Regions from separate parts of the Homo sapiens genome. Here region 2 is linked to region 1. Evidence: chromatin loops called from intact Hi-C (ENCODE). Cell type or tissue: heart left ventricle. All regions are shown on one strand. Each heading gives the region's core, and the rest is flanking DNA. Links, peaks and the distances in the headings are about the cores only. Region 1 overlaps ATXN7L1 (ataxin 7 like 1). Region 2 overlaps CDHR3 (cadherin related family member 3).

Region 1 (16,364 bases), core at 2,657-10,656:
GCCAGACCCTGGAGCCAAGCTATCTGGGCTTGACCTTAGCTCTGCTATTCACTGGCTGTATGACCTTCAGCCAGTCCTCATCTCTCTGTGCCTCAATTTCATCAAGCTCAAAATGGGGGTAATAATAGTACCTGTCTCAGAGGTTGTCAGGAGGATAAAATAAGTAAATAGGACTGCAACATGTAGGAGAACACCAGACATCTATACACTTAAACACAGCAAGGCACTTCTCTGGCCTTGTGAATTTCAGCACATGGCAGAGAAGAAACAAGCTGGACTGGCTGAGGAAAGCTCACCTCCAGAGGACTGAGTGGGTTAACCATGAATTACATAGTCATTCCCAGAGAGGACGCATGGCGGGAGAGAAGCAGCAAGGATCGTAGCTGGATGGATACATGGCCTTGGCTGGACCAGGGGCTGGCGAGTATAGGGGCTTATGGAGGGCCGGGTTTTGCTCAGGTGGACCCTCTTGAAACTCCCGGTGGGCCTCCCTTCTACCCCCAGGAAAGCTGGAATCTTGGGGGCTTCTGTGTCCCCAAAAGCGGATTCCAGTGGCCAGCATCTTGGAAATTTTTGTGCACTTATTTCACTTGTATCAGTCTTTTCTAGGGTCATTTACTGATATTATACTTTCTCTGCTCTGGAGTCATTCCCCTGCAAAATCATTCCCCTGTTATCTGTCTGCCTCAACACGGGAAAAATCCCTGTCATCTGGAACCCTTGCTTCCTGCCCGCCGTCCTGCCTCACTGCAGTGTGTGGGCAGATCTGCTCTCTGCTGCACACGTCTTCAGAAAGACTGAATTTCGGGCTTTCAGAGCAAGCGTCTTTGAATCCACTGGTGAAAGGAGACAGCAGTCATCTGCTGGTTGATGTTTGCCAAAATGTGGCCTTAGACTGGGATGAAGTGATGGCTCCTGGCACGGAAGCTGGTTCCCCCTGGGTGTACACCCAGCCTGAACAGCTCCTTTAAAACCAGAAGCAATTTGTCATCTTTTGATTCTCTTCCAGCACTGTCCCTGTCACAGGTAGATAAATGAGGCAGCATATGGGTGTCCAAACACAGGATCGTCTAATCCCAGCGGTTTCCCTTGGAGCCGTCACTTCTCGAGGGTGGAGAGCACAGTGGGGTGGTCCCTGGCTTCGGGGTTGTAACCATAAGCATATTTTTTCATCACATGTCCCATTTATATGCATGAAATGCTTTCTCAGAATCTCCCAGCTTCTGTGTCATTGATAGGTGCATTTCTCATTTCAAAATTCCGAAATGAATCATACGTTTGTGAGCTCAACATCTCATGTCTGTAGTTCCACAGAATGCTACTAATCAAATCAATGTCTCGGCACAAACCAACAAGCATCCCTGACTTAAAAACAGATGGAAGTTGAACTTTTTGTGCTAAAAAGACTTGATTACAGAAAGTCAGTGGGAAAGGTGCATACATTTCAGTTTCCTTCACGTTGCACGCACTGTAAGTGGCTTGAGAGATACATTCAGAGTTTTTTACGCAGCCCACGTGGACTTTGAATTTGTTGCTTATATATCGATAAAGCCACCAGATTATGTCCAAGGATGCAATAGGCAGAAGAGGGCTCCTGATCTAGTTGCCAAAACATGGTTGACCTGCGATTCCTTTGTAAATGAAGGATAAGCCTGTGTGGCGAATGAGCTCAGCCCCTCGGCACACCTCCTGCCTATGCCAAAGGGTTGAGTGTGTTTCTGGTCTAGCCAGACAGTTTTGATTTCTTCTGTGGCCATAGGTCACATTCTTCATCCCCACAGCTGCCAGATTAACTAGACATCCTTGGTCACAAGGGCCCAGGCTTGACTGGATCAGTTCAAGTTCATCCCAGATACAGGAAAGTCATCTACTCTGATAGTATTACAGTGAGTCCATAAGCATCTTTGAGACACCTTGAGAAAGGAGGAAATGTGGAGCATCGTCTCCAAGCAGGATCTGTTGAGCATGGATCGGATTCTTACACAGGCTACTAATGCTGGTGACCATAAGAAGTTTATAGCCAGCTCTTCATTATCTATGGTATTGAAGGAGAAATCTAGCATGAACTTTAAAATTTCAAAATAAATCCCACAGTTTAAGCTTTAGCCGGGGATTTCATACTGGAAACCTTTTAGGGGAGAGTAGTATTTCCTTTTATGTTTTCCCAATTAGTAGTTTAATGAGCAGCAAGATGACCCAAGGGGGATGAGAGACAGCACAGGAGGATCATTTGCCTGGGGTTAAGAGATGAGTCTGGGTTCCTGTTTCTGCCTCTTTCAGACTCTGTTCATCTGCAGACTGTATGTGTTTGCTACATCTGCTTTGTAGGATCAGCATCTACTTTGTAGGATCAGGGAAGGATCAAATGAGTTAATGAATACAGATATCCCAAGCCCAGCACACAATACAAATGAGCTGTTATGACTTATTTAGAGGGTTTTTTTTTTTTTTCTGACCCAGGCTGGAGTGCAGTGGCGCCACCTCTGGTCACTGCAACGTCCACCTCCTGAGTTTAAGCAATTCTCCTGCCTCAGCCTCCTGAGTAGCTGGGATTACAGGCATGCCCCACCATGCCTGGCTAATGTTTGTATTTTTAGTAGAGACGGGGTTTCACCATGTTGGCCAGGCTCGTCTCGAACTCCTGACCTCAAGTGATCACCTGCCTCAGCCTCCCAAAGTGCTGGGATTACAGGTGTGAGCCACCACGCCCGGCCTAGACTTATTTTAAGAGAGGTGGCAAGAACTCCTACTTCAAGGAAGATGGTAACACTGAATAGTTTGTTCATTAAGACAGACAGATGCCTAAGTGAATCTTTGAAATAATCCTGCATTTCATTCATGGTGGAATCTCATAATCTTTTTTTTTTTAAGCCTAAAAGCCTGAGCCAGCTGTACATGATATATTAAACCCACACATTTACTTACTTTAGAAAGGTTACTATTTTGAGAGTATGATCGTTCCTGGAAAAAAAAATTTTGATGTGCCTCCTGTCCATTGAAAAGTTACATATAAAGAATAATTTCCATTCCTTGGATTATGTCTTCAGATTCCTGCATTCTTTTCAAGCTTTGTAATAAAGCAAGGGAAGAGAGTATTGTGAACTCCTTGAGGAAGACATTCCCTCTCATTCCTCCACATTGCCCCAGAGTTCACCATGTCTGACAAATAGTGGGTATTCAGTCAATAGCTTATGACTGAATGAATGATTTAGATGTTTAATCCTTTAAGTCAGTGATACGCAACTTGTAGTCATGTGTCAGAATCCCCTGGAGGGCTTGTTAAAATCAACTGCGGCTCCCCCATCCCAAGTTTCTGATTCAGTAGATCTGGGTTGGGGCCCCAGAATGTGCATTTCTAGCAGGTCCCCAGATGACGCTGATGCTGTTGGCCCTGGGACTATACTTTGAGAACCACTGCTTTGGGGTCCACTCCACTGCTTAGGTCCATTGTGGTTTTTTTTTTTTCTTTAAGCTTTGCCAAGCCTTCTAGAAAATTGACATCTATCTCTGTCTGATTTTGCTCCGTTAAACTGAGATTGATTTTGTAAAAATTACTAGGATTTGACCAGATGGAAAAGCTACCTGGATTTTTTTGTTTTTAGTTAAAAACTACAGCCGGGCACCATGGCTCATGCCTGTAATCTCAGCAATTTGGAAGGCTGAGGCGGGTGGATCACCTGAGGTCAGGAGTTCAAGACCAGCCTGGCCAACATGGTGAAACCCCATCTCTACTAAAAATATAAAAATTAGCTGGGCATGGTGGCGGGCACCTGTAATCCCAGCTCCTTGGGAGGCTAGGGCAGGAGAATCACTTGAACCCGAGAGGCGGAGGTTGCAGTGAACCGAGAACACGCCATTGCATTCCAACCTGGGTGACAGAGCAAGACTCCATCTCAAAAAAAGCAAACAAACAACAACAACAAAAAAAAAACTACATTTTGCCCCATGTATAATTATGAAGGAAGTGACTATCAGATTGCCACCTCCTGCATGGGTGTCTATGCTAGCAGGACACAGCTGGTTGGGGTGAAGTATAGCGGCCCACCTTGCAGCATTTAAGCCAGATTGCATCTTCATCCAGTTTTGGAATTCCCACCTAGTGTCAAATGCACTTAATGGCAAAGCTGAAATGAGACATGACCTTTTGCAGAAATTGCAGATGAGCAAAAAGGGCACAGGAGATGAGCATATGATACAAAGGGGAACATGATGTTTGCAAAGTCTTCTCATGCTGGCTGTGGGCCTGGCTGAAGTTATTATGCCCCCAGGTTTAAAAACAAGAGGCAGCCTCATGGCCTGAGGAAGACTGCCCTCTGCAAAAAAGTCATTCTCCTAATGCCAGATGTCACTCTGGATGGCAGGCAAGAGTGGAATTGCAAACCCAGGTCCTGGGGAGCTCCTCCCTCCTCCATTCCCCCTTCTTGGGAAAGAGTCCTTGAGACTGTGAGGACTGAGTGGACACAGAGGGATGGGTCAGTGGAGGGGGCAACAGGGATACCAGACATCCTCAAGAGAGAAGAGATGAAAATAGAACCTAAGAAGGGAATTGAAGGGGAGGAGAAGACGAGAGCCTTACCCTAAAGTAGGAAGAGTGTGTTAGTAACCTGTTGCCGCATAACAAATGACTCCAGCGTTAGCAGCTTAGAACAACAAATCTGTGTTGTCTTGCACAGTTTCTGTGGGCCAGGGATCTGGGAGTGGCTCAGCTGTGTGGTTCGGCTCAGAGTCTCTCATGAGGCTGCAGTCAAGCTTTCATCTGAAGGCTTAACTGGAGTTGGAGGACCCACTCCTAAGATGACTCCCTCACATGGCTGTTGGCTGGAGGCCTCAGTTCCTGGTGCTCAGTACCTTAGGCCTCCCCACAGCCCTGCTCACAGCATAGCAGTTGACTTCCCTGAGAGCCAACAACCCAAGAGAGGGAGGGAGAAAGTCAAAATGCCTTTTATGGCCTAGTCTCAGAAAGGACACGCTGTCACATCCACTCTATTCTGTTCATTAGAAATCAGTCTCTAAGTCCAGCCCACACACTGCAGGAAGGGAATTGGGCTCCACCTTTGGAAAGGAAGAGTGTCACCTCAGTGAGACTCTTGCCAGGCTCAGAAAAGCACAAGAATCATTGACAGGGCCTTTGGTGTAAAGATGAGGAGGGCTGCAGCCATTGGGGCCATAGGGATGCACCTGATTGGGCTGAAGAAAGGTGATTGGGTAGGGGAAGGGGCATTAGAAACTCTCCATGGGCTTGGAGCCTACCATCCTATAGGGGTTGTGCAGGCCCCTTCTCTCTTTCAAGCTAAAGAGTGACTTTGCTTACAAAAGCAAAGCCACCTATGAGTCCCAAGGCTCAGATTTGGTTCCAGAGAAGAGAAAGACAGGGCTGGAGGCTTAGACCCAAGGCTGTGCTGGAGAAAGAGCAGTACACAGCACTGTGCATCTCCTTCTAGGTTGTCCGCCCTGCCAGGTGCCCAGTAGGAAAAGAACAGGGATTGAAGGCAGAAGGGTGTCAAGGAGTAAAGAGAAGCTTCTGGGCTGTGATTCTCAGGAAAGTCATTGGGAGGGAGTGTTAAGCAGGTGGTGGAAGAACCCCACTATTTTTTATTAAAATCCCACTTAGGATGATAGCTCAGTCCTGCCAGTAATGGCAGCAGTCAGCCCTTCATGGCTACAGCTCCTGGGTTGCACAGAGTCCCTCCCATGGGGTGGATGTTTGTTTTGGCCACCCTGGCTCCATAAATGGATTCCATGTAGCAGTCTTCTTTTGAGAATGCAGAGCCCTTGGGGTCATATTGTACTGTGTCTGTTCTTATCTCCCCTATCATCCCCAGGGAATAAGCTAATCAAACTTACTGATGATTTTACACTGAGAAGGAGATAGCTAATAACTTGGATGACAAGTATTAGAATACAATGTGATGTGGATAAATTGGGTCCATGTATTAAGAGCTATAAAATGAGATTCTATCAAGGCATGAATAATGGTGCCCATGAAAAGGATTAATCAAATACCCCATTAAAAAGGTATAGGAATTCAGGTCTTGCACTCCTGCCCCCACCCCACCGCCATTCCATTCCCCCTGAAACTGCTTTCTACTAGGAGAAATATGGAAAAGAGTTTAGAGGAAGTAATGGAAAAATTGGGACATACATTTTGATAGAACAAGATCATGAAGACGCATTTAAGCAACCAGTGTTTAATTTAGGGGGAAACATGGCAATTGGCATGAGTAATCATTTACAAATATAATTTCCAAAGGAGCCATGTTGATACCATTCAGCAAATGCCAACAAAGCATTTACTTTCCAAAGGGAGAAAGCAAGACAACAGGAGAAATGAAGGCATCTCCAGGAGTGGACCAGAGAGCAGCCAAGCCATAGAGAAGCATCAGGTGTGAGAATGGAAAACGCAGAAGAGACGTACAACTTCTGAAAGATCTCAGAGGACTGGCATTGTCTGGAGACGGCTTCCTGGAAGAGGAGACTCCAGCAGAGCCCTGAAGTGTGGACAAGCTTCCATTCACTGCAAATTCGTGAGCACACTCTGGTGTCAGGATCTAGTAAGGAAATGGGCTTGAGCAGAGCAGGGGGTACCTGTGGGGTTCTTCTCTTCATTTTCACCACCACAAAGCTGGTCTAAGCTGCCATCAATTCCCACCTGGACAACTGCAAAAGCCTTCCAGCTGTTCCTGCTTCCACTCTTGCTCCTCTACAATTCATTCTGCACGCAGAAGTCAGAATCAAAATCAAAGTTCATCATGTCATTCTCTTGACTTGTGGCTTCCCTTTGCTCTTAAGCTAAAAGTAAAAATCATTATCATGGCTACAAAGTCTTGTGTGGTCTGGGCCACATCCTGTGCCAGGCTCCCTTTCATTGTCTATATTCCAGTCAAGCTGGCCTTCAAAATTTCAGCACATTGGGTCTTTCTGCCACAGGCCCTTGCACATACATGCTTTTCCCTCTGTACATGTGATTTTCTTTCATCCCCGCTTTCCAAAGCTAACTCTGACTCATCCTTCAGACTGCATCTTAATGATTACTTCCTTCTGGAAGACTCCCCTAATTTTCACAACTAGATGAGCTCTCCCTTATATGTTGAAAACAAGTATTTCTTGTGTGAACAGAAATGTTTAATGTCTGCCTTCCCAACTCAGCCACAAGCTCTGTGAGGATGGGGACTCAGTCTTTGCATCCCTCAGAGCCTAACATAGTCTCAGTTAATACGTGATAGCTGGAGCGTGACATTTCATTAGGAACAGTGAGGCTAGTTGAGAAATTATACCTCACCAGTATATAGGAGAGTACCATTAGGAATTCTTAATGGGATGAAAACCTGAATTCATGTCTAGACCCTGCCACCTGCTGGCTGTGCTGTTTTAAATAAATTGCAGATCCTCTCAGAGCCTGTTTCCTCATATATAAAATAATGGGGATCCTAACAGCCCCCTCATATGGTTGTAGCAGGAATTTAATTAAATAATATATGGAAAAGCATTTTTTTAACTGTAAAACCATACATAAATATCCTTTGTCACTTTTCCCAGTGCATGACACACTGGGTCATTAAACATCTATTGGATGGGTGGATGGTTGGATAGATGGACAGACAGATTAACAGTTAGGGGGCCAGTATGAGTGACAAGAGGAGAACTTGGCATATGGAAAGCATGATGGAAGCCAGAAAAAGGAGAGACTTCCCAGAAGTAGGAGGAGGCTTGTTGATTCATCCACAGTGTCACATGCAGTAGAGCAGGCAGGAGAATGAGGGGGGAAAATCATTTAACCTGGGTGGAAGGAAATCACTGGTGACCTCCAGCTGATTCCTCCTCAGCCTTTTCATGTTATCTGGGCTTTCAATGACATGCCTTAATTGTAACTTAATCACTTTACTGATTTCTATCTTTGGGGGGGGCGGAAATCAAATTGATTTGCACATATGGCAAAATTGGTAAGATTACTCCAGCTGCTGCCAGCAGGTGCTGACAAGTAAAGAACTGAATGTCAGAGAATAAGAAAATACACTAAACATTTATTTTAATAAGGCCTAGAAACCTTAGTTATTTAATAAATTGCCATGGATAATTGGTTTCAGTTTCTAGAGTTGTTTCATCTTTAACTCCCTGTGTTCCAGAAGGAATCGTGCTGGATGTGTAGACAGGGCCTTGTGGTTTGAGACCTATCTGAGCTATCACACATTTCTCTGAGCATTTTCCTGTCTCTCTGATCACACCCCACTTCCTGCCACCACTCCCAGCATCCACCTGGGATAGGTCACTCTGACATACACACACACACACACACACACACACACACACACACACACACTCACTATCCAAGCTGCCAGTCTTCTTATTGGCTCCTCCTCCAGCGAGGAGGTTTAAGCCTCACCTCCCTGCTGGGCCCTGATCAAGCTGGTCTGTTTGTGTATGAATCTTGGGAGTGAGTGGCCCAAGCTGGATCTGAGCCCAGCATTTATCATCTCAGCGCTGCCTCCCACAGAAGAAGGAAGACATAATGAATAAATGAAACCCCATGACTGTATCAACATTCATCAACCCATTACTCCAAACGTGGCTGATAAAATTGGGTACCTGGATTAAAAAAAAAAAAAAAGTAAGAATAAACTAAAAAAAAGGCCACTAAATAATATTTTTATATAATTTAGTATATTTATTATATATTTAACATTTTCTGTGTAGTAGTTGGTGATGTGTTACATGGGTTTATGGGGAAAGGAGGCAACATGCAAGAAAACTTTAAAATGGTTCAAAGAAAGGATTTGAAGCCTTACCACCCCCGGCCACCCCACGGACCCCCTTCCGCAGGGATGGCTCAAGATGTAAAGACAGAATCGTGCCTGTCTCCATTCTCTTCCCCGTACCTCCCAAATCAAGGGCCTTTTTTACTGTCCTGTGTTCAGATGTTGAGTGTCATCAGCAGAGTGGTTTCCTATGAACTGATACACTTCGTTTGCTAAGAAGGAAGGCTAAGGCCCTGGTCTATCTACAGATGGCACAGTCCTGAGAAGAACCAGCACATTCTACCCTGGGCAGTGTAGGGAGGTACAGAGTAAAGACTTCACACCTGCATTCTGCGGTAGACCCTCATGGAAAAACTGGGTGGTGGCCAGGGAGGCCTAGGCACAGGCAGGGGAGGGCCCCCTTTCAGAGTGGCATGGCAGGGGGCCACAGAGCCAGAACCTGTCACCACTGATCTGTCCTCCACTGGCTACCAAAGGAGCAAACCCCAAAGCTCTTGAGTCCTTCCAATGTCCAGAAACGTGAGGCTAAAATCTCCTGCTTCACACTGAAGAGTGTGATGGTTCAGAGCCGGGCTGGGAGCAAGGTTCACTGCTCAGCCAGCCTTGTCTAGCTCCTGCTCTGACTGAGTGTAAATCTTCTCATGTGTGGAAAATGGGTATAATCATGCTTCTCAGAGAGGTGGTATGAGGATTAATCACCGTCATGGATGTAACATACTTAGATTGAGCCCAGCCCAGGAGGAGAAGTGAGCTGATGGAAGCATGGAAGGCCCTGATAGGTTTATTCCCCTTGCGAAGTTCTGCTTCCCCCTTCACATATCACTGCTGGGAGCCAGCCCAGCCTGCCCACCAGGAATTTCATTCCACCATAGCTCTTAGAGGCCGAGGTGGGAAACCTCAAGAAGAGAGCAGTCCATGAGGGGTTTTGGAGTAGGGACTCGGAAGAGGGACAAGGATGGAAAAAAGGCTTAGGGAAGAACTATGGAATTCCTAGTGATCCAGAGAGGGCCTGGAAGAAGAGCACCAGCCAGCTGGGAAGACAAGTACTTAGCCTTGAAACAGAGCAACTGTGTACCAGGGCCCAGGCAGGGTAAATTCCAAGGAGTATCAAATCTTTCAAAAAGAGCCAGGCATGGTAGCTCACACCTGTAATCCCAGTACTTTTGGAGGCTGAGGCAGGAGGATTGTTTGATCCCAAGAGTTTGAGACCAGCCTGGGCAATATAATGAGACCCTATTGCTACAAAAAAAAAAAAATGTCAAAATTAGCCAGGCGGGGTTTTGCATGCCTGTAGCCCAAGCTACTTAGGGGGCTGAGGTGGGAGGATCGCTCCTTGGGCCCCGGAGATGGAGGCTGTAGTGAGCTGTGACCGTGCCACTGCACTCCAGTCTGGGTGACAGAGTGAGACCTGTCTCAAAAAAAAAAAAAAAAAAAATACAGAAAGGTAGACTAGGATGGTAACTGAAAAAAAAAAAAAAAAGCTTTTGAATGTCTGCCTTTTTGGTGAAAAAGAATTCAAATTAATTTGGCTTTGAGAATTTTAAATGCACACATCATAATAATTGCATATACCCCAGAGCATTGTAAAATCAGAGTTGGAAATCTCTTACCATCTATACTATAAAAGCAAGAACCTAATCTTGCAAGCAGAGTTTTAAAACTCCTGAGCCCAAGGAAGATATCAGTCTGCCTGTGAAATTTGCCTCCATCCTTCTTGTGATTATCTTTTCCCTCCCTATCCCTTTTTGTCCTTACCTTCTCTCTAGTGAATGTGAGCAGAGAGGAGGCCTCACAAACCTGATTTTTTTTTTCAAAAATACAATCCCTAGGAAAACCAAGGAAAGAAATAAGAATAGAGAGCGAGCATGTGCTCATTTAGGCCCTCGCCTAATTTCTTTTATTCCCCTCTATGTCTTTTTGGCCCCTTTCGTGACTGTACAACTAATGCTGTGATGGTTTTGAAGGTAGTATTTGTAGTCTGTTGGGTGTGAAGGGAGCCTTTTATCATATCCATCTTTTGGGAGCTTTTTTCCCCCTCTGCAAATCGAAACAGGTATTTAATTCAGGCATATTTAATTTTAAGTGTTAAAAAAAACTCCCATCTACTAGTATAACACTATTCATTTATTTTGTCCATCATGTAGGTGCCGTAGCTCTGGAGCATATAATTTAGGGTTCTGGACTTACTGCAGGTACCTGGAGGTCATCACCGTTAAGTGAATGAGTTCTTTATTAGCCAATATTTGATCAAGCCTTGAAAATACTAATAATTATGTTCATGGGCCTGCCTGCTGAGATTAGAAAACGAAAAAAAATCTTAAAGCTTTCATTTCTTGCATAAGTGAATAGCCAGATTTAATCTTCCTTTCATCTGTGATTTATATTTATTACATTTGGTGAGCTTGGTTAGTGGTTTAGATTCCTTAGGTTTTTGCTACATCCAGGTTCCTATTATGCAGTCATCTTTGATAAAAACTAATGCATGCAACCCTGGACCCTAGAGTACAACATGATGCCAAATCCCTTTCCAAATGTGTTTCCTACTAAAGCAAACTATATTGAAAGGCATTAAAGAGAAGCATTCCCTGGTCGCTTCCAATTGGAAATATATATATTTCTTTTTCATAAATCACATTCACATTTTTCTCTCTGTCTCATTACCTCTATTGTGAGCACTCCCTTTGCCCACATGCTCATGAGAAAGTGATTATGGTGGGTTGTGCCCTCCTTAAGAACATGGCTGGCAAACAGAGTTTTTTTAAATGGGTGATTATTTGCATGAAAATGAGTGCATTTGGACATATTGGCATGCATCAAGGGCAAAATCCAGACAGTGAGAAACTGCAGATTGGACAGCAAGAGTCTTCAACAGAAAAATTGTAAGGAAAAGAATGAGGGGGAAATTGGTCACTTAAAATAAGTTTAAAAGGCATGCAAAAAATGGGAGGACTGAAATGCAGCCTCTGACGATACACGCGTGGGTGATGACATCATAAACACACACAAGGACACAAAGACTGTGGAGCCAGGAGTCTGCTTACTTTTGGAGGGAGGTGGGTGGCTACAAGCAGACCAGACACATGGAGTGGGGTGCTTGGCAAAGTTCTGTGTCTCCACCTGCATGACGGTTACCTGGATGTTGCCCTTCCCATCCCTCCCAACGCAGAGCATCTCTTTCGTGTGGTGTTCAGTGCCCATGCTTTATTTTACAATACAAAGCTTTTCTTTTAATGAGTCTACTCAGGGTTCACGTAACCAACAGTCTTTCGGGAATTTCACTTTAGGGATTAGGATCTAATAATAAAATGTGTCTCACTTTTCTCACTAAGAGGGAAATTGAAATTCCAGCTGGAAATTCACCAGTAGGATTGTCTGACAGCTTGGTCAGAAATTAGAGAAAAATTTAAAAAGAGGACCAGTGGATGGGGCTTTTCTAGGCTCTGGCTACAGAAGACTCCCCTGGTCTTTATTTTTTTCCACGTTCATTTATACAGTGAATAATGTAGTTATCACTTATAGTAATGGAATAAGCCCTTGCAAACTCACCTCCTCTAAACAAAAACAAGGACCCTGATGGCAGCCATATTGCTCCCTGCCTTTCCCCTCCTTACCTTGAGTAATGTTTAAAGAGCACAGAGATTTGCTTAAGGGAACCCATCCCTGCTGCCAGCACCCATTTCCTCTATACCTGTTGCCCCTGAAAGTGCCATTCTGAAATGACTACCCTAGTGGTGTGATTTAGGATGTCCTCTAACATCCCTCCAGCTGGGGTATCATTTCTTTAAGGTTTTTTTCCCTGTTAAATTCAGTGCTTCTAGAGAAGGAAACACCTTAATATGAATGAGTTAGGTGAGAGTTCCAAAAGAGGGTAAAACCATAAAGAGTATGACTCTGGAAACCGGCGATGAGGGCACAGGAAGGAAGACCCAAAAAAGAGGTTGCTGGGAGTTTTGCCTTTTCTTTTTTCCTTGTTGGACCTGGCCTAAACTTGTTGATATTTTTCAGCTTATATCTGGAATCCCACTAAAACACAACATTTATGTCTGTCCCCAGGGCTGGATGGTACCCACAGGACTTAGTGCATAGGCTTGAGTCCAAACTCAAGTCATGTTTGGGAAGAAACAGGCCAGATTCCACCCCATGAGGGCAGGGACCTTACCTGGTTTTGCTTACCATTCAATTCTCAATTCTTGGCACAGTGCTTGGCACATAGTAGGTGCTCAGTGAACATCTGATTTAAAAAATGAACCAATAGACTGAGTATGGTGGCTCATGCCAGTAATCCCAGAACTTTGGGAGGCCACGGGGAGAGGATTGCTTGAAGCCAGGAATTCAAGACCAGCCTGGCCAACATAGTGAGATCCTGTCTCTACAAAAAAATTTAAAATATGCTGGGTGCAGTGGCTTATGCCTATAGTCCAGCTACTCAGCAGGCTGAGGTGGGAGGGTCCCTTGAGCCCAGGAATTTGAGACTGCGATGAGCTATGGAAGGCAGCTACGCTCACCACTGTACTACTAATGCTGCACGATGTAGACCACGGTGAGCTATGATCGCACCACTTTACTTCAGCCTGGGCAGCAGAGTGAGACTCTGTCTCTTAAAAAAAAAAAAGAAAGAAAGAAAAGAAAAGAAAAGAACAAATAAACAAGGGACCAGACTAACAAACAGCTTGAAGCAAAAGAGATAGTGCAGAGATCTTCCAAGATGGGCAGTGAGAAAGTGTCTGTGGTCTCTCCAGGGGCTGCCAGGGATGTCCTTCCCCTCTCCTCCACTCCTGAGTGTTTTCCCGTCTGAAGCCCAGGGTCGACCACCTGTGCTCTGTGCCTGCCTATCCTCAACAGGAAAATCAACCAGTATAGAGTTCTTGAGACGTCAGAGCTCTTACCGCAGTCTATCCCTCTTGCACAGCACGTTTTGGGTCATAGAAGTATTTTCCCACAGATTGTCTAATTTGTGCTATACAATACTCCCATGCAGTGGGTAATTCCCACCTTACAGAGAGGAAACTGAGACCGAGAAGGATTAAAATGGCTTTTGGGGGGGCAGAGCTGTAACTAGATCTCAGAACTTTGGATCCTTACAACCCACATCCTTTCTACTGCACTGTCCCAGGCACTAATGCAGACAGAAAGCCTCATCAGGATTCAGACCTGCCCTCAAGAAGCTGAAAATATGATTCTGAAAGAGAAAACTCCCATAAATAGTGAACATACCAATAAACATAGAGCAGCACTGCCTGATCCTTTCCCAGTTTTACTCCTCAAGGATGCTCTGAAAGATGAGTTAGCTGTTGCTTTTTCTTAGAAGGGTTCTTTCTATGTAAACTTATTTCCAGAGTGTAGAATGGGTGGTTCAGCCTGTCTTCAGCTGTCTGCTGTAATGGAGAGGAGAGGGAGAGCATAAATAATAAAAACCCAAAGTTAATCCCAAAGATCCCATTTTAGTCACTTGTGTCAATCTCACACTCCAGCAGACCTCTTTAGAAACAACCACATCATAGATAGGAAAAAGAAAGCAAAATATCTAAATAAAAATCCATCTATAAACTAGATAATCTTCACCTTATACCAGTGTCATCTATAACAGAGTTAAAACTACTAACACAGAATGTCCGTGCTTTTGGACTTTCTTCCTCCCAGACTGTATCACGTGTATTCTCTCATTTGATGTCTCAATTATCCTGTGCAGGAGGTAGGGCTGATGTTGAGGTTTAGAAAATTTAAGTGACTTGTGCAAACCCCAGTGGCCACTTAGTTGCAGAGCTGCAACTTGCACCAGAGCTCTTTCCAGCCCCCAACTCTTTTCCCACTTCTACAACCGCCCCTATCTCCTCCAGTGGCTTCTCCTTCAGCCGTCCTTGAGAAAGACTCAGCAGCAGCAGCTCAGCCACCTGTGAGTCTGCAGCACTGGCTCTCACCAGCTCTGTGGCTCACATCACAGTGGTTAAGTGTTCACTGACCACTTGGCTGTGTTACAATCATTTAATTAGTCTGTGTCACAGAGGAAAAGATGCTTTATTTAGAAGCCTAATAGTGAAAACTTCTGAGTCTTCAATTCACTATGGTCTTCAATTCACTATGAGCTTGGTGGCATTTGGATGATCTTGGGGTCTTCCAGCTGTGCTCTTAATCCACTTTGTACCGGGAGGGTAAACAAGGGAGGGCTTTGTTCAGGGTGCGGCCACTGTGTTGAGGACTACAGGAAGGTTGTAGCTGGGTTAGCTGAGACAAGACAGACAGGAGGAAGGCAGGATAATGAGAAAAGCCACATTTTAGGACCTTAGGAAAAATAACCAGACCTTTTTATGCTCTTCTTGCGATGAAAAAAGTGTAGAATTTATCTTCTTGGGACCTGGGTTGGGGCAGTCTCAAAGTTCACATCCACGTGACAGTTGACAGCCAGTGCTTCTCAGCCTCAACTACATGTTTGAGCCACCTGGGAAGCTAACACTCTGCATAGTTCCAGTGGTAGCCAAGCATGGGAATGATAGTCAGAGGGTGGTGTGGTGGCTGTCACACATCCTAGACTAGGGTGAACTACATTTCCTAGAATTCCCTGTCCTGTGAGTTTCTAATTGGGATGGAGCCTAAGAGAAATTCTTGGGAGATTCCAAGGATGGAAAGGCAGCAGCACTTTGCAACACATACGTTGTCACTCATTTGCCAGCCGGGCCTGCAACTGTTCCACCTTCTGGATCCTCCTTCAGCTTCTCTGACTCCTGGGCCAGGTGTGTGCATTTAGCTCCATGCTGAAGAGCTGCAGCTTCTGCAGGACATTTGTACCATCGAGGTCAAAGGCAACAAGAAGTGACATGAGTTTCAGTCCATCTTCATGAGGTTCCAGTTAAGGCCTGTGAATTCGCAATTGTTCTTCCCGACTGCCTGTCCTGTGAACCTCACATACTCACATCAGATGCAAAAACAACCACCTTGTAGAAGCTGCTTAACCAGCTCTTACTATTGCAAAAGGTCAATACCTGAAATAAATTCATGTAAATGCTGATAGATATGTCTGTACTGTATTAATCCTTGTGTTCTGCTTCTTCCCTTGAGAGCTGATATGGGTGGTTTTCAAGATTATGGTTGTTTGAAGGATTGCTATCTACCGAAGGAGGCCCAGTATAAGAAAGAGATTCCAGTGATTTTGATCCATGGAAAGGCAGAGCTGACGGCTCCCTGTCTCTACCCCCACATCCCCAGGGGGACACCTGAGGGGCACCCTTTGAAAATCCTTGGTAGATGAGTAGTCTTCAAGTCTAGTGGTAAATGGGAGGCCCCTGAGGAGAATCTGAAAAATGCAAATTCCTGGGTTTACCTCAGATCCAGAAATCCAGCTATCAAATGACCAATCTGAAGGTGAGACTTTTTTTTTTTCTTTGAGACAGGATCTCACTCTGTTGCCCAGGCTGGTGTGCAATGGCAAGATCACAGCTTACTGCAGCTTCGACTTCCTGGGCTTATTCAATCCTCCCACCTCAGTCTCCCAAGGAGCTGGAACTACAGGCATGCACCACCATGCCCAGCTAATTTTTTTTGTATTTTTAGTAGAGACGGGGGTTTCCCCATGTTGCCCAGGCTGGTCTCGAACTCCAGAACACAAGTGATTCACCC
Region 2 (16,364 bases), core at 1,405-9,404, 250 kb before region 1:
GTCCCCGCATGAGGGCAGTACTAGTGAGAAGGGGGACCTAGCACAATACCTAGTATTGCCCAGCAGAGTTTGGTCATTGATACTCAAGAAAGACAATCATGAAATAAAACAAAATGATACTTGCTTTTATAGTAAGGGGGGGCCACATCCTGCACCTGGATTATCACCGTATATTTATTGCCGGCTGCTAGGTTACTTGGATTTTCGTAGTCTAGATCACCAATCAGCTAGATTAAAACAGAGATAGTAGATTATACAGATTAAACAATCCTATTTATTGGGCTGCGAGAGACATTTTCATATACTGCTAGTGGATATATAAATTGGCAAAACGCTTTTGGCAAACACTTTGCCCATAAAAATTAGGAGCTTTAAAAAGTTATGACCATACCTTTGCTCACTGCTAGTGAACTTATGGAAATAATTTACCAGGAGACAGAATCTATGTACAAAGATGTTCATTAAGCACTATTGCTCAACAGCACAGGATCACAACTTCAGATTCGTTGAAGAAAAGCACAAAATTGAATCTTATATGCAGGGCTGTTTCATTATAGTAGTCCCCCCTTATTATCTGTGGTTTTGCTTTTGACAGTTTCAGTTACTTGGAGTCAACCACAGTCTGAAAATAGTGAGTACAGTACTATAATATATTTTGAGAGAGAGAAGCCATATTCACATAACTGGTTTTCTTTATTGTTTTTTAGAGATAGGGGTCCCCTTTGTTGCCCAGGCTGGTGTGCAGTGGCTATTCACAGGTGTAATCATAGCTCACTGCAGCCTCAAACTCGTGGCCTCAAATGATCCTCCCATCTCAGCCTCAAGTAGTTGGGACTATGGGTGTGCACCACCATGCCCAGTGTCACATAACTTTTGTTATAGTATTTTGTTATACTTTTTCTATTTTATTATTCACTATTATTGTCAATACTTACCGTACCTAATTTATAAATTAAACTTACCATAGGTATCTATGTATAGAAGGAAAAAACATAACATATGTAGGGTCTGGTACTATCTGTGGTTTCGAGCATTCACTAGGGGTCTTGGAACATATCCCCGGTGGATAAGGGAGCACTACTGTATCTAAAATTCATATGCAGGCTAGGCACAGTAGCTCATGCCTATAATCCCAGCACTTGGGGAGGTGGAGGTGGGAGGATTGCCTGAGACCAGGAGCTTGAGAAAAGCTCTAGAAAAAGCTAAAAAATAAGCCAGGCACAGTGGCGCACTCCTGTAGTCCCAGCTGCTAGGGAGGCTGAAATGTGAGGATCACTTGGGCCTAGGAGTTCAAGGCTGTGGTGAGCTATGATTGAACCACTGCACTCCAGCCTGGGTGACAGAGCGAGACATGGTCTCTTAAAAAAATAATAAAAATAAAAAATACCTATGCATATATGTATAAAATACACATAAAATATATCTATAGAAAAAAGAAAAGAAGGACATGTACCAAACTACTAACACTGGTTATCAGTGAATGGTGATGCTTTTCTGTGCTTTCTATATTTTCTACAGAGAACATGTATTAATTTCCTAAACAGAAAAAAATAGAAATTATTTTTAAGATGGTACTATGAATAAACTGGGTGAGATGTTCTTGGGGATTGAAGAAGGGCTTGGGATGGGAGGTGGAGAAGAAAGCTGGGTGAGGGGAAGGGTAGCGGGTTGCTGGCTTCCCTCCCTGAGGCTGCTGCTTTCCCAGCCCTTTCATTTTTCTCTTCTCCTTCCCCACCACCTTCCAGCAGTAGCTCTGTAAGGAAAGGTCTAACTCAAATCATTGGGACCCACTTTTCATGCCCATCCTTCTTCCAATGCAGCTTTTGTCCCTTGAAGTTGCCAGGGAGGGGGCTTCCTACACATCCTCACTGTCTCACTCTCCTCTGGTCTCCAGTGGTTCTACGGTGTGGAATTTACCCAGACATACTCAAGGTCCTGGCCCTGCTTTCTCTCACCTCACAGCTCTATGGGCCGGGAATGAGCATTCAAATAAACAAAAGTGCCTGAGCACAGAGGGCACTGACGTGTCTGTGAAGGCACGCTAAGCAGGCACACAAACTGCATGCTATGCAAGGAAGAATCCAGTCCTCAGCAGCCCAGGCACAACTATGTGTAACAAATGATTCCTGGAACCAGGGTAAAATAAAGAGCGAATGGGGAACACAGACTCACTATTAAGCCTGTCAGTTACAGTCGCTCTGAGAGGGGGTTACCTTGGAAATTTCTCTCTATGGGGCAGCAAAAGCATGATGCATGTTGGACCAATTCCCGATGCCCTTTTAATGATGCAATGACCATTAACTGACCACAATCTTCCCAGAGCCAGCTGGATCCTGTAAAAATCTGCTGCCGCTCCCCACTCCAGATGGCATGGTGAAGTTGAATCTGTTGTTTGGTGCCTCACTGTCATCATCAAAGCAGAACTTGTTTAGGTCAAGAAGCAACGTCCCCTTGGCTGTTCTTTCCGGCACCATAATGCTGGTGAAAAGACACAATCCAGTATTTCCCCCAATAAATGGTAATCGACTGTTCCTTCTCACATGGGCCCTGGGCTAGACACCTCTACTTTAACTGCAATTCAAAGTAAGTCCATGGTCATTGCAGTCACCTCCTAACTGGTCTCCCTGATTCTGCCCTTGCTACCTTTTGGGCTATTTTAAACACAGCGGCCAGAGGGATCCTGCTAACATGTTGTCAGATCACGTCACTCCTCTGCTCCTAAGTCCCAAATGGCTCCTCATTTCACTCAAAGTCCCACCTTTGATCTGCAGGACGCTTCATGACGTGCCCTCCTTTTCCTCTCTGAACTCGTCTCCCACTAGCTCTTCTCCTTGTTCACTCTCCTCCTGCCACTCTGGCCTTCTGGTGCTCCCTGAGCTCTTCATGAGGCTCTGGCCTCAGCTTCCCTGCACTAGCTGTGGAATCCTCTCCCCACAAATACTCACGTGACTCCCACTTTCACTTTCTTTCATCTATCTAATCAAATGTCACCTTATCAGTGAGGCTACCCTATCTAGAATGGCAATGTTCCCTGCCCGGTACTTCCTCTCCTATTCCCCTCTTTATTTTTAATTCCTAGCACACATCATTATCTGGTACACCATATATTTCTCTTATTTATTCTGCTTATTTTCTATTTCCCTCCTAGAAAGTAAACTCTATGAGGGCAAAGATCTTTGCTTTTTTCTTGGCACACTCAATAAGTATTTGTTGAATGAATGAACAATAGACTTATAAGACTAGCACAGTAGTGAAGAAGAATAGAAGAGAAATATAAATTTTACGTCCTGCCTGAAGGAGTTTCTAACTGGGCTAGGGAGAATCCCTGTACCCCTCATTTCCCATGCTTTGAAGATTGAGAATTCCTTGACTTCTGTTCTAGTGGCTTCAATGGCCTAGAAGGGCCTCCTAACACCTTTATATTATTCATCCAAAAGAGATTTATTAATGATCAAATTCGGGGGTCTTGATCTCAGTAGACTCCAGGGTTTAGGCAAATAACACAAATGAGTAAAGCTACCCCCAAACTCAGAGCCTTCCGATCAAGCCCAGCTTGCTGTAGGAGGCTCTGAGGAAGACCAATGAACACCTTGAGACTTCCATTCATTGAGGGGCTTTCTCATGTCTCCAGGTTTCAGTTCCTCCATCTATAAAATGGACATAAATGATATCAATTAGTTTTTACTACATAACACACTGTCCCAAAACTGAGTGAATTAAAACAACAAGCATTTATGGTTTCTCACAGTACTATAGGTTTTCCCACAGTCCTTTCGGTTTTAGTTTGGCTTAGCTGGTCTCTGTGGTCACTGACAGCTTGGCTGGGGCTGGACAGTCTAGGATGGCCTCACTCACATGCCTGGTGGTGGGAAGGTGCTTGATTTCTGCTTCTTCTTGTCCTCATCTTCTAGGAGGCTAGTCTAGGCTCATTGCATGGAGGTCTCTGGTTCCAAAAGTAACAAGAGAGGGCAAGTCCCAAGGCACATGCATTTTTCAAGCCTCCGTTGTGCCATGTTTGTGAATGCTCCAGTGGTCAAAGCAATTCACGTGGTCAAGCTCAGATTCAAGGAGACCCATCTCTTGATGGAGCTAATAGCAAAATCACATTGCAAAGGAGCATGCATAAAGAGCAAGCAGGGAGGAATTTGCGGCTTTTCTTTCTTTTTTGTTTGTTTTGGCTACCTATCTTAATCATATTTTGCCTTGGTAGAATTTCTTACAAAAATATATCGTGGCTGTCATGAGAATGTGCCTGGAAGACCTTTAACCATGAGAGCATAACTGACCATCGGCCTCAGCTGCTGGGCTCTGAAATCCATCACTGTGTTTGTGGTGAGGCCACGTACCAACAACTGGTCATGGCAAAGATACTAAGGCTCATTCCTGTCCTATGTCAGTTGACACTGGCTCCAGGACCCCCAATGCCCTAGCTGAACACTCCTTAACTGCATGGCAGCCTAGAATATGTCCAACTACCTTTTCTCCCTCTTTCCTTCACTCAGATCAGCCTTGCATCATGATCTGATGACTTGCCCAGCCTTGTCCATCTCTCTCCCCATTTTCTGCCACAGGCATCTCCCCTAATAATAGCCTTGCACATTTAATCCCATCTTAGCATCTGGTTCTTGGAGCATACACTTCTCTCTGCAACCAAACTCTGTTCCCTTCTTTGTTCCACATCCTCTTTTCATGGCAGATAAAATCAGCTCTGGGCTCAGTGCATACGGAGCAAAGTCTGACAGCAAGAATGGTCATGGGCCACTGAGGATAACAGGTTTGCTTGCTGGAGCGTGTAATGGAGTCTCCACGATGCCTCATTGGCAAAGATCACCTCTGTATTTCAGCAGGATTGGAGTCTGAACATTCCTGCCTTGATTGCACAATGTCATGGTTTCATTCATAGGGACTTAGAAGAGACACCACTTATTAAACACCAACTGCATGCTGTATCATACCAAGCACTTTAAAAACACTATCTCTAATTTCCTCATCTCAGAGAGGTTTGTATTCTTGTCCCCACTGCACAGGGGAAGAAAGAGTGGTTCCGAGCATTTTCAAGGCCTGTCCAGGAAAGTGGATGTATCCAGACTTGATCCTCTGCAGTGTTAGAGTCACTGTAAACTTTAACTTCCATGCATAAGTATCCAGGCTCACAGATGGTTTGGGGATCTAAGCCTTGATTTCAACTCTGCAGAAGCCAGGAGATTGCATCATTTAAAGAATCCAAGGTCCCGAAGCCAGACATTTCAGGCACTCCAACAGAGGCCTCCTCACTTGGCCCTCCAGGGCTGCTTGGCCTGTTCTCTCATTCGTCCCTGACAGTTGGTATTCTTCCCCTAAACGCCTAACTTGGAAAGCCACTCCCCTCATTCAGCAATCCCTGCCTCAAAAGCGAGCTGCCCTCGCTCCCAGCCATCAGACCATGTTTCTCTCCCCATGCAAAGTTGACTGTGTCCAGCCCATTCTGAATCAGCCAAACTGCTCCGCCTCTTGCTCACAAACAGCTTGCAAAGCGCTTTCACTGAATCGCCTGACAATTTACAACCAGAGCGGGGGTTGTCACGTGCCTCGGATGCCTCCGTCGGGCCCTGGGCTCATTCATCATCAGCCTGGGAAAGCCTCAGGGGCCACGGTACGAAAGGCTGGGAGCCTGCAGGAGCCCGCGCGGGCAGCAGGGGGCGCCCGCCTCCTCCACGCCGCCCTCCTCCCTGCGGGAGCACAGCACACCGCCTCCAGCAGCCGCGCTGACCTCACCCGCTCTGCCACCTGCTCTCAAGAACTCCACAGCAGAGACCGCGCCCACAGCCTCCAAGGAAGGAACAAACATTCAAGAGCAAGTGTCAGAGACTGTGGCAGAACCATGCCATTGTCACTTTGTTCTGTTTTGACCTGCTTGCGTGCTTGGCTTTGACATAGTTGGACTGGAGAAGGTATAAGGCTGGGAGGATGGCGGGTGCTGCAGGTCAGGGCTTCTCAGCCCTCTCCGCACCCGCCCTTATGCAGCCTTGGGACGCGAGGCTGGGCTTTAGGCTGAAGACCTCCGCCCCTGGAACTGCAGAGGAGGGGTCCCTTTCGTTGCCCTTCCTCACATCTTGGCGTTCATAGGGTGGCTGAGAGTTCCTCCCGCTAGAAGAGCCCAAAGAGGGAACTTGAGCCTTGGTTAGATTATCTTCAGTAATAAATGCAGTTAGTCCAGCTACGGATTTCACATTGGCCTTCAGGGCTAATCTGGAGGGAAGATTATCAAGTGCAGGACTCTGTTTGGTCTTGCCTGGACAGTCTAGGATATTCGAATTGCAGTTTCACCAGCTAATATGGAACACAGTCTGCAAACTGTCCTCCCATACTCCAGGGGACTCTGGACTGCAGGAAGCCAAATATACAATTAACAGATATGCACTGAAGAGAGAAAATGGACAAGGAAGATTTGAGACAGCACAGCCCTCTCCAGGCATTCTCACTTCTTAACCTTCACCCCCTACCTCTTAGGGCAGAGGAACAAGGAAGAGCAGGAGGGCAGAAGAGGGCAGGAGCTTCCCAGGATGTACTGGAACCACCCAAGAGTTCTAGCACAGATTTAAAATGTCAAAGAAAGTGTAAGTGTGATGCTGCAAATTGTCTCCACTCCATCCCCTGGGCCCAGACATCTCTCAATTTATGCACGTAAAGGTGTGGAAGTCACAATCCTAACTACCCATGCAGCTGTCCCCACCCATCTAATGGACTTGTAGGGCTTAGGTTGGGATAGGAACCTACTACATGCTTAAGATTGTGACTGACGTTATTGGGGTGTCAGCAGGAAGCAGCTGGTGAATTAGGATCATTCTAGGAGGGGTCAGTAAAGGGACTATGAAGAAGGTGCTCACAGAGTATATGGAAATCTCATCAGATGGTGCAATATCTCAGGGCTCGTGAGAGTGAAGCACCCTTACCACCACTAGGCCCAGGGAAGCCAGTGGAGGAAGCAGGTCCTGCGACAGAGAGCTGCTTTTGGGAATGGAGATCTTCAGGCAGGGAAGGGATGCACCCAGCTCACAAAGAGAGAGCCTGACCCTCCTCTCCTTCTCTTTCCAGGACTCCCCATTGGCCAACTAGAAGCTGGAAGGCAAGGGAGTTGGTTGGTATCTGATATGGTTTGGCTGTGTCCCCACCCAAATCTCATCTTGAACTCCCACATGTTGTGAGAGGGACCCAGTAGGAGGAAATTGAATCATGGTGGCAAGTCTTTCCTGTGCTGTTCTTGTGATAGTGACTAAGTCCCATGAGATCTGATGGCTTTATAAGGGGGAGTTTCCCTGCACAAGCTCTCTCTTTGCCTGCTGCCATCCACGTAAGACATGACTTGCTCCTCCTTGCCTTCTGCCATGATTGTGAGGCTTCCCCAGCCACGTGGAACTGTAAGCCCATTAAACCTCTTTCTGTTGTAAATTGCCCAGTCTCGGGTATGTCTTTATTAGCAGTATGAAAATGGACTAATCCAGTAAATTGGTACCAATAGAGTGGGGCTCTGCTGTAGATACCTGAAAATGTGGAAGCAACTTTGGAACTGGGTAACAGGCAGGGGTTGGAACAGTTTGGTGGGCTTAAAAGAAGACAGGAAAATGTGGGAAAGTTTGGAACTCCCTAGAGACTTGTTGAATGGCTTTGACCAAAATGCTGTTCATGATATGGACAATTAAATCCAGGCTGAGGTGGTCTCAGATGGAGATGAGGAACTTGTTGGGAACTGGAGCAAAGGTGACTCTTGTTATGTTTTAGCAAAGAGACTGGTGGCATTTTGCCCCTGCCCTAGAGACTTGTAGAACTTTGAACTTGAGAGAGATGATTTAGAGTATCTGGTAGAAGAAATTTTTAAGCAGCAAAGCATTCAAGATGTGACTTGGGTGCTGTTAAAGGCATTCAGTTTTATGAGGGAAGCAGAGCTTAAAAGTTTGGAAATTTTGCAGCCTGACAATGCGATAGAAAGGAAAATCCCATTTTCTGAGGAGAAATTCAAGACAGCTGCAGAAATTTACATAAGTAACAAGGAGCTGAATGTTAATCACCAAGACAATGGGGTAAATGTCACCAGGGCATGTCAGAGACCTCTGTGGAAGCCACTCCCATCACAGGCCCAGAGGTTTAGGAGGAAGAAACGGCTTCATGGGCCAGGCCCTGGGTCCCTCTCTTGTGTGCAGCCTAGGGACTTGGTGCCCTGCATCCCAGCCGCTCTAGCTTTGATTAAAAGGGGCCAAGGTACAGCTCGGGCTATTGCTTCAGAGAGTGGAAGCCCCAAGCCTTGCCAGCTTTCATGTGGTGTTGAGCCTGCGGCTGCACAGAAGTCAAGAATTGAGGTTTGAGAACCTCCGCTTAGATTTGAGAGGATGTATGGAAATGCCTGGATGCCCAGGCAGAAGTTTGTTGCAGGGGTGGCCCCTCATGGAGAACCTCTGCTAGGGCAGTGCAGAAGGGAAATGTGAGATTGGAGTCCCCACACGAAGTCCCTAGTAGGGCACTGCCTAGTGGAGCTGTGAGAAGAGGGCCACTGTCCTCCAGACCCCAGAATGGTAAATCCACTGACAGCTAGCACCATGCACCTGGAAAAGCCACAGGCACTCAATGCCAGCCCATGAAAGCATCCAGGATGGAAGCTGTACCCTGCAAAGCCACAGGAATGGAGCTGCCCAAGATCATGGGAACCCACCTCTTGCATGAGCGTGACCTGGATGTGAGACATGGAGTCAAAGGAGATCATTTTGGAGTTTTAAGATTTGACTACCCTGCTGGATTTCAGACTTGCATGGGGCCTGTAGCACCTGCATTTTGGCCAATTTATCCCATTGGAACAGCTGTATTTACCCAATGCCTATACCCCCATTGTATCTAGGAAGTAACTAACTTGCTTTTGATTTTACAGGCTCATAGGCAGAAGGGATTTGCCTTGTCTCGGATGAGACTTTGGACTGTGGACTTTTGAGTTAATGCTGAAATGAGTAAAGACTTTGGATGACTGTTGGGAAGGCATGATTGGTTTTGAAATGTGAGAACGTGAGATTTGGGAAGGGCTGGGGCAGGATGATATGGTTTGGCTGTGTCTCCACCAAAGTCTCACCTTGAATTCCTACATGTTGTGGGAGGGACCTGGTAGGAGGAAATGGAATCATGGGGGCAAGTCTTTCCTGAGTTGTTCTCGTGATAGTGACTAAGTCTCATGAGATCTGATGGCTTTATAAGGAGGAGTTTCCCTACACAAGCTCTATCTCTTTGCCTGCTGCCATCCATGTAAGATGTGACTTGCTCCTCCTTGCCTTCTGCCATGATTGTGAGGCTTCCCCAGCCATGTGGAACTGTAAGTCCAATTAAACCTCTTTCTTTTGTAAATCGCCCAGTCACAGGTATATCTTTATCAGCAGCATGAAAACAGTCTAATACGGTATCCATCCAGGTCAGCGTCTTGGAGCACAGAGCAGGGTGGAGACTGGATCTAAAGGGATAAGTCAGGGGTGCATCCAGAACAGAGTTTAACCGTTTTGATATCAGACTCGAGGTCACATGGATCCTTTAACATTATACTGGGCATGCCATTTGGGACAACAGGGAGACATTCATGAGTATAATAAAGGAATTTCTATTTCTCCTGCTTCTCCTAGGCAATCCTGGTCTAGGGTCCTTTGTCCTCTGCATGTATTGGGTCTATGTCCAGAGTCGCCTGGAGAAAACTTACAAAACCACTCAAAGATAAACTCAGGAGACTCTCCCCATGGGGACATCTGGAGCTGAGACTCACCCTGATCTTCAGCCTTGCTCCAGATACAGGGCTGTCTCTTAGCAAGGGCTGCTGTGGAGTTGCTCCCCACAACCCCAATTCCTCCCAAAGAGCCCTCTTCAGCCTCTCAGGAGACCAGAGACTGGCTGGAACAAAACCTCAGAGACGAGGCTAATATGGGCAAGTACTAATCATGTGGCTTTTTGACAAAATAGTAGAAAGACAATATTGTTTTCAAAAAGCTTATTAACCCAGAATCACAAGGGACTTTATTGTAAAATAATAGCAAATAGATTGTAGGACAAAGAATGAGTCAAAATATACAAGATCACTTGTATCCCACTTGTATCTGCATTTTTTCCCTTTCGGATGTCTTTTGTTTATATTCAATTAAGTTGTGTAAGGTGAATTCGATGCTTTGTTTGGTTTTACCTAAGTACTTGGTTTGATTTATTCATCTGGCTGGTGGTATGTTTTCCTGGGAGTTCCTATTCACTGATCCTAAGTCTCAAACGTCTATTATAACTGCTAACTAACAGCCCCATCTTGCCACCCGTGGCAATAAACAAAGAACAGGCACAGTCCAGGGAGGGCCTAACAAGTCCCTGTGGTCCTTTTCACCAACAGAGATGAGCCAGATATAGAAGGGAGCAAAATAAAAAATAATTCTTAAGAGTAAGAAAGTGAACAAGGGAGATAATGAAGAAGGAAAATGAAAGAGAGGGAAGAAAAAAGGACGATAACAAGGAAACCTGTGGACAACAGTGAACAGTTCACATCGATTTATTCTACTGAGCTGTTTCTCCAAATGCTTATAATTCTCCTGAGAATATACCAGAGAAGCAGAAGGGCAGAGGGCCACCAAAGAGATAGAATGTCCAGCCCAACTTTCAAAGTGTGCATACCTGAAGGTGAACTTTTGGCATGTGGCAGGATTGTCGTTGACGTCTTCCACAATGAAGGTTATCTGGATGCGATTCTCCTGACCCCCATATGGTCTGTCCTTCACTAGAACTTCCAGGGAAATGGTGGGATTTTGTCTCAATTCACCTGCATCTCGGTCTATCCTTTGGGCCACTTGGATTGTACCAGTCACTGAGAAAGCAAAGGTTAGAACGTGACCCTTTGAAGAGAAATGAAAAGGAATACAGAAACTTGGAGAAAACTGGAAAAGACCATTCGAACATGAGGAAGAGCTTATGCAGAGCATAATCTCTATACAAATACATTTTTGAAAACCCATTAAGTTCCTGTGTTAGACATTCATTGGGGTATCTGGCCTGACCCTTCTAGGATTTTTCACACTGTACTTCAGAGTTGGGTCCCTGGTGGCGGCCCTTGCCCAGAGTGGACTGGACTGGTGAATAACTGACTCCAGCTTGACCCAGAGGGCTCTCTTATTGGAGAATTTATAACTGAAAGGCACACATTGGAGGATCAGTCAGGCTAATAGTGGAGCTACAGAACCAAGGTCCCTGGAGCAGCACTGGGTCACATCCTTTCTATGTCCCCATCTTTTTACATTTTCTTAAGAGATGCACAGAATCCTGTTGATAGATGTGCCTGCCTTTTTTTTCTTTCTTTTTTTTTTTTTTTTTTTTTTGGTTAGGTTGGTTTACCTTAGTTTCTGTTACCTGCAACCAAAAAATCTTAATAAATATGCTCAGAAAAAAACCAAAAACCTCACTCTACTTGTTAAAAGTTGAATTTCGCAACACTAGAGTGAACAGAATTCTCAACCATGGTTGTCCCTACACTATCAGCTGACAGGGCATCAGGATGTTTTCAGAGGCAGTGCACAATTATTGCCTTTGCCTGGCTCTCCTGGGAATAGGTGTCTTTTGCCCGAAAGCCTAAGGAGCCAACAGGACATTGTTTTTCTGGCATTGTCTAAGGCTGGACGTCCTTTTTGGTGATGCAATCAGGACTTATAAAGGTGGGACAGTCCGGTAGTGGTTAAGAGGACAGGCCCGAGGAATCAGGCAGCTTAGGTTGGTACTTCTGCTTCATGACCTACAAGCTGTAAGACCTTGAACAAATTGTTTGACCTGCCTGAGGCTCTCCCTAGGCCTCAGTTTCCTCATCTGTAAAATGTGAATGATGATAGTTCATTGAGTTGCTATCTTGAGTACTTGAGATGAGATGTATGTGAATAATCACTCAGCATAATGCCTGGTGTGTACTAAGGCCCCAGAAAAAGATGGTTATAGAAGAGCAGAGAAGTCCCCTTCAGAGATATTCAGATGGAAAAATAACTCCCATCAGTCTGGCAGATTGACCAAGATGACACTGTCCCATACAGTTACCACTAGTCACATGAGAGTTATTGAGCAATTAAATGGTGCTAATCCAAATTGAGATGTACTGTAAGTACAAAACATACAACAGTCTTCCAAGACTCGGTACCAAAGAAAATGATATGAAATATCTCATGAATCACTTTTTTTTTTTTTTTTTTTGAGACAGGTTTTTGCTCTGTCACCCAGGCTGGAGTAGAGTGGAATGATCATAGCTCACTGCAGCCTTAAACTCCTGGGCTCAAGGGATCCTCCTGCCTCAACTTCCTGAGTAGCTGGGACTATAGGTGTGTATCATGACACTCAGCTAATTTTTAAACTTTTAGTAGAGACAGGGTTTCACTACGTTGCCCAGGCTGGTCTCAAACTCCTGGGCTCAAGCAATCCTTTGGCCTCAGCCTCCCAAAGTGTTGGGATTACAGACATGAGCCACCATGCCTGGCCATGAATGACCTTTAAGTATTGATAACATGTTGAAACAATATTTTATACATGTTAAAAATACCTAATTAAAATTAATTTCTCCTATTTCTTTTTACTTGTTAAAAATGTGACTACTAGAGACTTTGAAATTACGTAAGTGGCTTCATTCTATTCCTATTGGACAGTGCTAATATAGCCCCTCTCTTCAGAAGACTTCAGGGAACCCTCAGGATAAGTAACCCATCCATCCTTACACACCTGCCTTTGAGAAAAAGGTGATGGGATTCAGGACATATTACCCCAAAATATGGCACCTTGGCATTTGAGAAAACAGCAGTTTTGAAGCAGTCATAAGAGCTTCATTCCAGAGGTAACCTACCTATAACTGGAGGAAAGGAACATCCTATTCTGGAAGACAGAGATGCCAGGAAGAATCTGAACAAACGGACCTTGCTAAATTCTCCCAGGTTTATCACACCCTTTTGTCCTCCAATCATACTTCTCCATAATTACTCACTTCATCAAACTGAGCATAAAAACACATGGGTTTCCCTGTTTCTTTGAGTCTTCATTTCTGAAGGCTCTGGTGTGACATAAACTTAACATTAAATGAATTCGTATGCTTTTCTCTTGTTAATCTGTCTTTTTTTATAGAGGTCTCAGTCACAAGCCTAACAATGGGTAAGAAAATAAATCTCTTCACTGCCCCCCACCCATCCCCCACAAAGGTGAAGGGTGACATAGCTGTCAACCCTGTTTAGTTTGCCCAACCCCCATGCCAGCTGCTTATAATACATCTATTACCTTGGTAACCAATGATGACCCCAGACAGAAAGACATGCCCAATACCAGAAGATAAGAAAAATACAATTGGCCCTTTGTATCCATGGGTTCTGCATCCTCAGATTCAACCAACTGAGGATTTAAAATATTCAGGAAAAATAAATGGCTGGCTGCATTTGCACTAAACATATACAGACATTTTTTTCTTGTCATTATTCCCTAAACAATACAACAACTATCTACATAGCATTTGGTATTATAAGGAATCTAGAGATAATATAAAATATACAGGGGGACATGCATAGGTTATATGCAAATACTAAGCCATTTTATAGAAGAAACTTGAGCATACGTGGATTTTGGTATCCACGGTGCATCCTAGAACCAATTCTCATGGGTAACGAGGGACAACTACATTGTAAGACAATCCACATGGCTGAATTAGAGGATGCACTTAAGGATGGAAGTGAGTGGCTTACACTGATTTATCATGAAATATTTGCTAACAGTGGTAATGCTGTAGAGGAGGTGGCTGGGAAAACCTTCATCATCAGGATCCTCCGCTGTGATATTGGCCACGATGGTTCCTGGACTCAGTTCCTCCAGGACTGTGTACACTCGTGTCGGGCTGGAACAGAGATACAGCAGACACAGCTAATTTCCAGGGGCACGGGAAGGTAGCATCTAGGCGATTGGTATTTTGGTTAGTGCTAAATATAGTGCAGAGCTGTTCAAGTTGCATCAACATGCTCAGAGGGAGAGCACAGCAGTGGAAAGGAGGGGTGGCTGGCTTTTGTATCCCCAAAGACCACATCCCTGTGGATGTGAAGAAAGTACCACGCTGTCATTGCAACAATTTACATGGGCCACAGTCTCTGACTCTATGCACCTCTGCCTGATGTCATTTCAGATCAGCCTTGGCATTAACGTCTTTTGAAATAAGGACAGGTGGCCTATCCAGCTATCTTTTCTCATTTTCCCACGTTTTGTGCAGATGTCCCTGGATTCTTTTAGATATCACTGTGTCCAGAGTTACATGCCAGGGTCATGTCCAGAGCTGCGGGTTCCCTCCCTTGTTCCTGACTCCCATCCCATGGCTGCCACCAGAAGCCAGAAAAATTGTAAAGCTTCTCTATTCTCATGTGTTTGCTCACTTTTTTTTCTTCCTTGTCTTTTTTTTTTTTTTTTTTGCCTGAGGATATAGAATTTATGCACAGAACTCGTGCACCTTTCCAAGTTGCATTAATCATGAGGTCAGCTCTCTGAACTGAGAAATAGGTCCCCTGAAGAAGACCAGGCCCCATCACTGTCCTTCTTGCAAGATAACCCCAAATCACCAACTTACCCATCTTCCTCAGACCTTCACCAATGCCTTTGGAACAGGCCAGTAATGAGACTGATAGGTTGGGAGTTTTAACTAACTATACATTGAGTAATTTTGAATGCTCTAAGGGAGGCTTATTGTTTAAAACAACTCTGCAGGAAGTCCTTTTGCTGAGGGAAAATCATTTCAGTGGGGCAAGTAGTCACCTCTAATTTCCCAGTTACCCAAGTGGAGGTCTTCCCATGTGGGATCTTCTTTGAAAGGGGTATAGTACCTCTCAGATCTAAGTGACGGCATTCCTTTCGTGAGCTCAGAATATTTCTGCTGTGCTATCTCACCATCCCTATAAGGTAGGTAGGGCCAGAGGAAGGAGAAATGGCAGGGAATCAATAGCTAAGTCAGGGGCAGTCAGAGAAAGGCAGGAACCAGGGCTTCACCCCAACCCTCCCTACCAGAGCTCCTCCCTGGATCCAGGGTCCCCCCACATCTATTCACAAGGTGGACTTCTGTGGGTATACTCCATTGCTGGAGGAGAGTAATCATGTTCAGCCTAAGGTCACCCCAGTGTCCCACTGAAACAGGCCCATTCATCCTTTCCCTTACTTGACATATCCCCTTCTCAGGCAATCTGTAATGCTGCCCCTGATGGATCTAGGAATAGACAAAGTGGAATGGGGCCAAAGAGGTGGGATGGCAGGAGCCAAAACCAGAGCCAGGAGGGAAGGATATGGCCCCAGCGCCCCCAGGCTGGGCCAAGCCCCTCGGTCCCTTCTGTGAATGCCCCTGTTGCTAATGTAGTATGTTTTTGCTTTGGTCATCATGAGCGGGTTCTGTTAACTTCCAAAAAAGAGGCCACTAAGATGCCTGTGCTAATCACACAGCCATGAGCTACTGCTCCAAGCATGCTCCTAGTAAAAGCATCACCAGGGAGCTGGTTAGACATGCAGACCTCAGGCCCACCCACCCCAGCCCTCTGAACCAGGACTGGCTTTTTCACAAGATGCCCAGCTAATCTGCATAGACTTTAATGTTTCGGAAGGATGATTATAAGGTGATGCCAGAGGTGGCAACCACAGGCTCCCAGCCTCCCCACGGGACAGAGAGAGGACACCTGGGGAGGAAAAGCCCCTTCTTCCCATCATCCCTCCTTCCTTCTCAGGCAGTGGTTCTCAGCTGGGGGGCCGGGGGTGGTGTCTGAACATGTTTGATTTTCACAACTAGGGGAGACAGCTACTATTGATGTTTAGGGGATAGAAGCTGGAGATGCTGCTACACATCCTCCAATGCACAGGACAACCCCTCTACAATGGGGTACCTGGCTCAATGCCAGCAGTTCCGCTGTTTAAGAAACTCTGCTCTGAAGGCTCATCTAGTCCATGCTGGGTGCTCCAGGAACCCAGATCCCCACGAAGGGAACTGGTCAGGCTACTGGCCACGATGCAGCTCCTCAGGCGAAATATTCTCTCCTTGGCTAACCTGACATTAAGCCTGGCAGGAGATAAAATCTTTAGTCTATTTGATTTTTGAATCCAAGATACAGGTATGTATAAAATATCATTCAACGGAGACCACAGTTAAGAGCTATTCAAAGCACAGTGAAGCTAGGTGCCATGCAGCTACCCTGACACAGTAAAGCTCTGCTACCACTTGTATTCCCACATCCTTCTTCCCCGTAACACCTGACCCCCAGAGCTTGGGCCAGTGGCCACACTCACAGGGAAGGGTGTGAATGCTGGGAAGCCATGGATGGCTTCACCACTATGAATGAGTATTCAGTAAGTGCCCAAGGTGT

What was found. A loop is a pair of places that touch in the nucleus more often than their neighbours do. Peaks named below come from ENCODE experiments on the same cell type or tissue, not always from the same donor. Only the 100,000 strongest peaks of a DNase experiment are listed, where the experiment ranks them.
Region 2: a loop joins it to region 1, with 5 times the contacts of the local background. A loop is called at or near these places in 78 of 110 quality-filtered maps.

The regions. Positions count from the first base shown.
Region 1 is chr7:105,751,403-105,767,766 of GRCh38, reverse strand. All of the region lies in intron 3 of ATXN7L1 (ataxin 7 like 1), which reads left to right. Among named protein-coding and RNA genes, the nearest start is that of ATXN7L1, 120 kb to the left of the region's middle. RefSeq lists an enhancer at 915-974. In heart left ventricle, for the core only: a CTCF peak has its summit at 7,364 (motif pointing left); a DNase peak (open chromatin) is centred at 7,337.
Region 2 is chr7:105,998,974-106,015,337 of GRCh38, reverse strand. CDHR3 (cadherin related family member 3) reads right to left here. Exons shown (of 19, transcript NM_152750.5): 7 at 13,728-13,876; 8 at 10,651-10,840; 9 at 2,307-2,478; 10 at 125-227. LOC107986833 (a long non-coding RNA gene) reads right to left here. Exons shown (of 2, transcript XR_001745316.2): 1 at 15,888-16,364; 2 at 14,346-14,915. Among named protein-coding and RNA genes, the nearest start is that of CDHR3, 44 kb to the right of the region's middle. RefSeq lists a silencer at 5,588-5,777. In heart left ventricle, for the core only: CTCF peaks have their summits at 5,454 and 5,667 (motif pointing right); a DNase peak (open chromatin) is centred at 5,677; H3K4me3 peaks cover 512 bases.